3 separate regions of the Homo sapiens genome follow, and all the other regions are linked to region 2. A link is an interaction called in ENCODE POLR2A ChIA-PET data of the cell type or tissue named here. Cell type or tissue: HCT116. All regions are shown on one strand.

Region 1 (2,500 bases), 130 kb after region 2:
TCAGTCTTAGCCAGCTTGGTCCACACCCTGGTTTTTCAGCATCTTATCAGCCCATAGCCTCAAGTCATGTAAATCTGCTGCCTAGAATTTGTTATCCTGTGACCACCCTGTATTATTCCTGTCTCAAATCTACTTGTAAATATTCAAATGGTCTTTGACTTGGGAATTCCAACTTTGCTTACTTCACAGTGTTTCCTGCATTATAATCCCATATAAGAAAAGATGATCCAGACATTTGTTAAGCATCACAAATAAGATGTATCCCAGGTATTTTTGTCAAATTTGGATTATTTTGGTTTTGTCTTTGCAGAATATAAAAAACTAACACGAGGTAAGCAATAAGGTCTGGAGATGGCTGTGCAAAAGATGACAAAGTGCAACACCACATTTGAGAGTGTCCAATCATTTCTTCTGTGGCAGCATATTTTTCCACAATACTGAATTTGGAAAAAAATAAAAATAAAAATAAAAAAAACTACAAGATTCATTAAACTTGACAACTGTTTTTATAACATTACCAGTGATAAAATCAGTAAGGAAGGCTGGTTTGCAGTCATCTGAGAAGCCTCTTTACTTTCATAAATATGGTTTCTCTGTGACATTGAACGGCTTCCAATTTCAAGCGGAATGCTACATTACAAGGATAAGTATGTGAAGAAAACCGGTTTCTTTTGTAGTCCTAAACGTTCTAGTCTGCGAAATAAAAGTCATTATGTGAAGAAGAGTACCCAGGCTCCATCTGGCCACCGAAAGTTTGCTTCACAAGATAGGCTAAGGACCAGCTTCTTTGGGCGAAAACAGATGCCGGGGCGGGAGGGAAAAAGGGAGAGGCAGACGTCACTTCCTCTTGCTGGTTCAGGCAGCGGGTTGGTCGGCTGACTGGCAGAAAGGCAGATGGGGCCTGGGAAAGGCACTGTCGGTGACATCACGGATAGGGCGACTTCTATGTAGATGAGGCAGCGCAGGAGCTGCTGCTTCCCCACCTGCTGCTTCGCCTCGAAGGAGTTCCCGAGCCTTGGGAGCGGGCTCAGGACCGCTGGTCCGGCCGGAGAGTCCCAGCTGTGTGTCAGGGCTAGGAGGGCTGGGGGGTGCGCGGGGCAAGCGACCGTGCGTGTAAAGGGTGAGGCGTACGGGGCGGAGGTGCAGGAGCTCATATTTACTTGGCAGGGGAGATAACATGATCACGAAGGTGGTTTTCCCAGGGCGAGGCTTATCCATTGCACTCCAGATGTGTTGACCCCTGCGATTTCCCCAAATGTGGGAAACTCGATTGCATAATTTGTGGTAGTGGTACTGCGTTCGCGCTTTCCCCTGATTTTTTGTAGTTTCAAGAATACGCTGTACTCTAAGGGCTACTTTTTTCTTTCATTGATTTGTGTCTTGGACGTGTTATTCTTACAGTGGAAGGCTGGGAAATAGGAATTAAGATGTCGCTTCTCCCACTGAGGAGAAATAGGGAGCGTCAGCCTTAACACAAACAAACTAGCGCGAAGGCCGTACAGCTCTTCCCTTTCTACGCAGGGCTGCTTTTTGCAGAGATTGGTCCATGGTCTCCAGTGTCTTGGGTTCTCACGCTCTGTGAAAATCTTCGTGGTTTTCTCTAGCCCCCAGAGTCACCTTTTACACAGCCCCTGCTTCTAACCGCAGCCCCCTCAGGAGTTTGTAGGATTTCTGTGCTAGCGGGGAATGTGTTCTCACCTCATAGAGCCAGGTACAAACTACGCAGACAGGCGCTGTTCTTTGGGATGAAAGCAGGGCCTTTGGGGCTCTTAGTGTCCCCGTTCATTTGCAGACATAACACGCTTACTTTGTGTAGGGGAATGGCTTTCCCGGAGCCCAGGTGCCCTAATGCAATTCGTGGAGGCCCGCAGGTCAGAACCGCAGTCTTACTTGTCTTGGCTGAAATGCGCTGCGATCCTCCCTGAAATATAAGGCAGGAAGTTTTATGAGCAGCGGGGTCCAGTTTCCCTATTATCTCCTGCTGTTTACATATCTAGTCTTTCTTCAGACTTTATTTAAATGACAACTTCTTGTTTGATGTCTCGCTTCCATATCCTACATCCATTGCCAGGCAACTTTTTAGATAGCACCCCGACCCATCCTTCCCACCCCCAAGCAGCCCTTTCCTACTTCTGGCGCCAGTGTCCTTCCCGGTCCGTCTTTCTTCAGGCCCTCCCTTATCACCTTCATGGACAGAAAATACTTAGCTCTCTTTCAACCTGCAGTTTGCACCTGACACGCGTCAGTACCCTGGCAAATTCCTTAATACCCCTTCTCAAATGGCACTGTAAATTCATCTCTTTTTAACTCCCAGAAGTATCTAATTGGTCTTGTCCCTGCATTGCATGAATACTAGTATTCCACTACAAAAGAAAACCCCAGGCCTAGAGATGGCGGTTCTGGGCATTGTGCCAGCATTTCCCAGGGTATGTTTTCTGACCTCACCTACTTCTGATCAACTGAGGTCAGGAGTTCGAGACCAGCCTGACCAACATGACGA
Region 2 (2,500 bases):
TCTGCCTCTTGTGGAGGAACTGACACCCGCTGGAGAAAGTGTGGAGGGAAGCGAGGGCTGCACCTGCACGCAGGAGCTGAGGCAAGCGGCGGTTCCCAGCTCTCAGTGCAAAAGACATTTGTCATCTGAGAGGCTGGACTCAGTTATTATAATTTTCAATTTTGTCAATAAAAACCGAATGGAAATTTGTTTTCTTACTTGTAGAAACCTCCTCGCAAGACCTCCCATCTTACATTCCAGGGAGAATTAGCAGGGTATTCCGCCAAGACATAGGTTAGACTGCGGTTCTGATCTGCAGGCCTCGATGCCCTGCGCCGGGGCACCAGGGCACGGGCAAAGCCCTCCCCCTACACAAAGCAAGGGTGTTATGTCTACAACCGAACGGGGACACTAAGAGCCCCCAACATGCACGGTTTTCATTCCAAAGAAAACCACCAGTTCTGAGTACAACTTCCACCTGGCTCTATTAACTGAGTACACGTTTCCCCAGCACAGAAATCCTACAAACTCCCGTGAATGCTGTGGTGAAAAGCAGGAGCTGCCAGGGCAAGATGGATCGCACCTGTAATCCCAGCACTTCAGAAGGCTGGGCGGACCACTTGAGCCCAGGAGTTGGAGCCCAGCCTGAGCAGAATGGTGAAACCGCTACGAAAAAAGAAAAAGAAAGGAAAGAGAAAGAAAAGAAAAGAAAAAAAAAGAGAAAAAACTAGCCGGGTGTGGTGGCGTGCGGTTGTCCTACTCGGGAGCCTGAGATGGGAAGATCGCGCCACTTCTCCAGCCTGGACGGTACAGCGAGACTTGTCTTAGGGAGGGGGGGAAAAAAAACAACAAAAAAAACAGAGGCTAAGAGGTAACTCCGAGGATGACAGAAAACACCAGAGTTTTTAAGAGATGTTAGAAGCCCTGGGAGCACTGAACAAACCAGAAAGCTCCCGACCCTTGATCCCTGAGCTCCACCTAGCAAGTACCGCGGCAGCTAACCTGGGAGAATACCCCAACCAACAGAGACTGAAATTCGCCTCCCGAGAGAGTAAGTGGATAATTCTAACCTGTCCCTAAACATGGCCTCACAAAGGAAAACTAACCGTTGCGAACGGAAACAACTGACCGGACAGAACACAGCCACAAAACACGAGCCCGCACCCTGAATTACAAAAACACTTACGGCTCATCTACTATTCGCACCACAAAAGCGCCAGGGGAAAGCACGAACGCAGCCCCCCACTATCACAAATTATGCAGTCGAGTTTCCCACATTTGGGGAAATCGCAGAGGTCAGCACATCTGGAACGCAATGGATAAGCCGCGACCATGAGAAAAGCGCCTTCATGATCATGGTATCTCCCCTGCCAGGTAAGTATGAACTCTTGCACTCTCCGCCCCGCCACAGCCTCACACGCTTCACCCTTTACACGCACGGTCACTTGCCCCGCGCACGCCCCCCCCCCCCCACCCCCCCCCCCCACCACCCACAGCCCTCCTAGCCCTGACACACAGCTGGGACTCTCAGGTCCGACCAGCGGTCCTGAACCCACTCCCACGGCACGGGAACTCCTTAGTGGCGAAGCAGCAGCCCCTGCGCTGCCTCATCTACATAGAAATCGCCCTATCCGTGATGTCACCGACAGCGCCTTTCCCAGTCCCCGTCTGCTCTTCCGCCCTACCCTCCGCCGACTCAGCCCATCAACCCGCTGCCGGAGCTGGCGGAGGAAGTGACGTCTGTCTCTTTCTCCTTTTCCTCCTGCCATTGTCCTTTGGGGAGGTTCGCAGAGACCCCGCGTCTGGTCTCCCCCTAAGACTGTGGTACTTGATCTGTGTCCTGCAGAGAACCCTTCTGGCGGCCAACAGGAAGCTTGTGCACCCTTCTTCAGATAATGTCTTTTAATGCGCAGACTTGAACGTTTAGGATTACAAGGAAAACCGGTTCCTTTCAAACCTGTTTATCTTTGTGATGTAGCATTCCGCTTCAAGTTGAAAGCCGTTCAATGTCAGAGAGAAAACATATCTATGAAACCAGAGAGGCTGCTCAGATGGGTTGCAAACTAGCCATCCTTACTGGTTTTACCACTAGAAGTGTTACAAAGACAGTTGTCCAATTTTATGAATCTTGAAGGGTTTTTTGTTGTTGTTGTTATTTCAAATACAGTGTAATACAAAATGATGTGGCCCCCGCAGAGACGATTGGACACTCTCAGGCATGGTGATGGAGTTTGTCATCTCTTCCACGGCCATCTCAGAACCTTAGTGCTTACCTCATATTAGTATTTTATATTCTCCAAAGACACAAAAATAATCCCAATTTGACAAAACAAACAAAAAAAATCTAGGGTATGTCTTATTTGAGGTGCTTAACAAATGACTGGATCATCTCCCTTGTATATAACCCAGAAAACACTGTGAAGTAGAGCAAAATTGGAAAGCCCAAGTCAAAGACCATTTGCAAATTTCAAGTAGATTCCAGTCTGTTGCTCAAATCACAAAACATGAAATGGAGGGGTCT
Region 3 (2,500 bases), 120 kb after region 2:
AGGAGGAGGAGGAAGGTGCACATTGATGCCACTTTGAGAAGAAGTGGACTGTGGTGGATTTGTAATGTATCAGTTTTGCCAAGCTGAATGCACATTTCCCAGATTTGCCATCTTTAGATAGCTCTAGGTTAGCCTGGGCAACAGGAGACACTTGGAAGATAGAATTCGAGTGGCTGTTACACGCTTTTGTATACTGGGAAGGGCGTTGTTACAGCTCAGGCATGATCTTCATCTTCCCTGACCCTTGGACTGGTGGGTGTTTTGCTTCTTGATCTAACATTAAGGTTAGAAGTTGCAGGATTCCAGCAGGGTTTTGTCACATCCAATCTGGTTTAAGTTCCCATATTATTAGGAAAGCTTTAGGGTGCTTCAGGAAAACGCTTTTTAAAAAATCAAATTTGGAAAATATCAAATGGAATTACAGGCAATAAGCATAACCCAGTGGAAACATGAATCAAACCCTCTAGAGCAGGGTTGTCTAAATTTTGGCTTCCTTGGGCCACACTGGGAAAAAAAAAAAAGACACTTGTCTTGGGCCCAGCATAATATACACTAACTGCAACTGAACCGTGCGTGTAAAGCTTGTAAACAAAATCTGTCTGTAAAGTCTGTAAACAGGCCAGGCGCGGTGGCTCAGGCCTGTAATCCCAACATTTTGGGTGGCCGAGGCGGGCGGATAACTTGAGGTCAGGAGTTTAAGACCAGCCTGGCCAACATGGTAAAACCCTGTCTCTACCAAAAATTCAAAAAATTAGCCGGGCCTAATTTTTTAGTGGCCTGCGCTTGTAATCTCAGTTACCTAGGAGATCGAGTATTCTCTGGCTGAGGCAGGAGAATAGCTTGAAGGCAGGAGGCAGAGGTTGCAGTAAGCCATGCACTCCAGTGAACTGTTTGCTGTTAATAAATGTTTACAGTGGGCTCCCATAGGGAAAAGAAAAGCTTAGTTTTATTTCTATAGAACAAAAAAAAAAGTTAAGAGATTAGTAGAGACGGGTCCACCATATTTGACCACACTGACATCAAACTCCAGAGCTCGAGCGGTATTAACATAAAGTTATCAATGCATCTCACAGACTACTGAGATTACAAGCGTGAGAACCAACCACTACCTGACAAAATCTTTACTTTGAAAGTAAGTGACAGATGGGAACAAAGACCTGTTTATTAGTTTATACTAACGCGTTGTATATGCTTCCACAGCAAACAAAATCCACTTTTAAAACGACAGCAATCCAGGGGAAAGCACAAACAGTTCCCCACTGCCACAAATTATGTAGTCGAGATTCCCTCATTTGGGGAAATCACAGGGGTCAGCACATCCAGAGTAAAATTGCTAAGCCTTGCCCTGGAAAAACCACCTTCGTGATCATAACATTTCTTCTGCCAGATAAATATAAGTATAAGCTCACACCCCTCCGCCCCGCCGCAGCCTCATATTCCTCACCCTTTACACGCAAGGTCACTTGCGTCACGCGCATCCCGGAGCCATCCTAGCCCTAACACACAGCTGCGACTCTCCGGTCCGACCAGCGGTCCCAGACTTGCTCCCACGGCACGGGAACTCTTTCGTGGCAAAGCAGCAGCCCCTGCGCTGCCTCATCTACATAGAAATCGCCCTCTCCGTGATGTCACCGACAACGCCTTCCGGATCCCCGTCTGCTCTTCCGCCTCACCCAACGCCCCTCAGCGGACCTACCCGCTGTCGGAGCCGGCGGGGGAAGTGACTTATGCCTGTCCCTTCTTTCCCTCCTGTCCCCGCCCCTCGTCTGCCGCAATGAAGCGGGTACTTAATCTGTGTCCTGTGGAGGTCCCACTTGGCAGCCAGCTGGAAGCCCGTGCACCCTTCTTCAAATAATGGCTTTCAATGAGCAGACTAGGACGTTTAGGATTACAAAGGAAACCGATTCCTTTCAAACCTGGTTATCTTTATGATGTGGCACTGTGTGCATATCTTCGTTAAAACGCATTGAAGGCCACTGCACTCCACCCTGGGCGACAAGAGGTGACTGTGTCTCAAAAAAACCAAAAACACTCCCCCCTCACCCCAAAGCATTAGACGTCAAGGCTGGCAGGGATGTCTGTTCTCTTGAAAGTTCAATATCAAAATACTTGGAAATTAAACTAAAATAGTAGAAGCAAGAACAAAAATTAAGTTGAAGATAATGTCAAGAATATTTCCCACAAACCAAAATAATAATGTAAAAACAGGAGAGAAAAGTTCAGGAAGGTAGATGTCCAAGGTCCATACGATTAGCATGCGTATCAGAAAGAGGATAGAAAAAAATCAGTACAATAATTCAAAACACTTTCCATACCAATGGATTGAAACTACAGTGAATTTAAAGTATTGAATTGATATTGAACTTTCAAGAGAACAGACATCCCTGCCAGCCTTGACGTCTAATGCTTTGGGGTGAGGGGGGAGTGTTTTTGGTTTTTTTGAGACACAGTCACCTCTTGTCACCCAGGGTGGAGTGCAGTGGCCTTTAATGCATTTTAA

What was found. ChIA-PET counts read pairs that join two places held together with the same protein. Peaks named below come from ENCODE experiments on the same cell type or tissue, not always from the same donor. Only the 100,000 strongest peaks of a DNase experiment are listed, where the experiment ranks them.
Region 1: POLR2A ChIA-PET joins it to region 2 with 13 read pairs; 22 of 35 experiments call an interaction of 5 or more read pairs at or near these places.
Region 3: POLR2A ChIA-PET joins it to region 2 with 11 read pairs; 4 of 35 experiments call an interaction of 5 or more read pairs at or near these places.

The regions. Positions count from the first base shown.
Region 1 is chr1:148,387,304-148,389,803 of GRCh38, reverse strand. MIR6077 (microRNA 6077) reads right to left here and starts at 1,522; the gene lies at 1,441-1,522. It also overlaps the pseudogene RNVU1-2. RefSeq lists an enhancer at 1,380-2,219. In HCT116, no CTCF peak of the experiment used is centred here; DNase peaks (open chromatin) are centred at 863 and 1,333; H3K4me3 peaks cover 1,681 bases; H3K27ac peaks cover 1,765 bases.
Region 2 is chr1:148,521,462-148,523,961 of GRCh38, reverse strand. It overlaps RNVU1-27 (RNA, variant U1 small nuclear 27), which reads right to left and starts at 1,361; the gene lies at 1,197-1,361. RefSeq lists a silencer at 1,126-1,445 and an enhancer at 1,746-1,805. In HCT116, no CTCF peak of the experiment used is centred here; DNase peaks (open chromatin) are centred at 1,261 and 1,699; H3K4me3 peaks cover 812 bases; H3K27ac peaks cover 532 bases.
Region 3 is chr1:148,401,610-148,404,109 of GRCh38, reverse strand. It overlaps RNVU1-3 (RNA, variant U1 small nuclear 3), which reads right to left and starts at 1,395; the gene lies at 1,235-1,395. It also overlaps the pseudogene PDE4DIPP6. RefSeq lists enhancers at 1,395-1,444, 1,455-1,504, 1,535-1,764, 1,390-2,095. In HCT116, no CTCF peak of the experiment used is centred here; DNase peaks (open chromatin) are centred at 1,259 and 1,709; H3K4me3 peaks cover 1,301 bases; H3K27ac peaks cover 841 bases.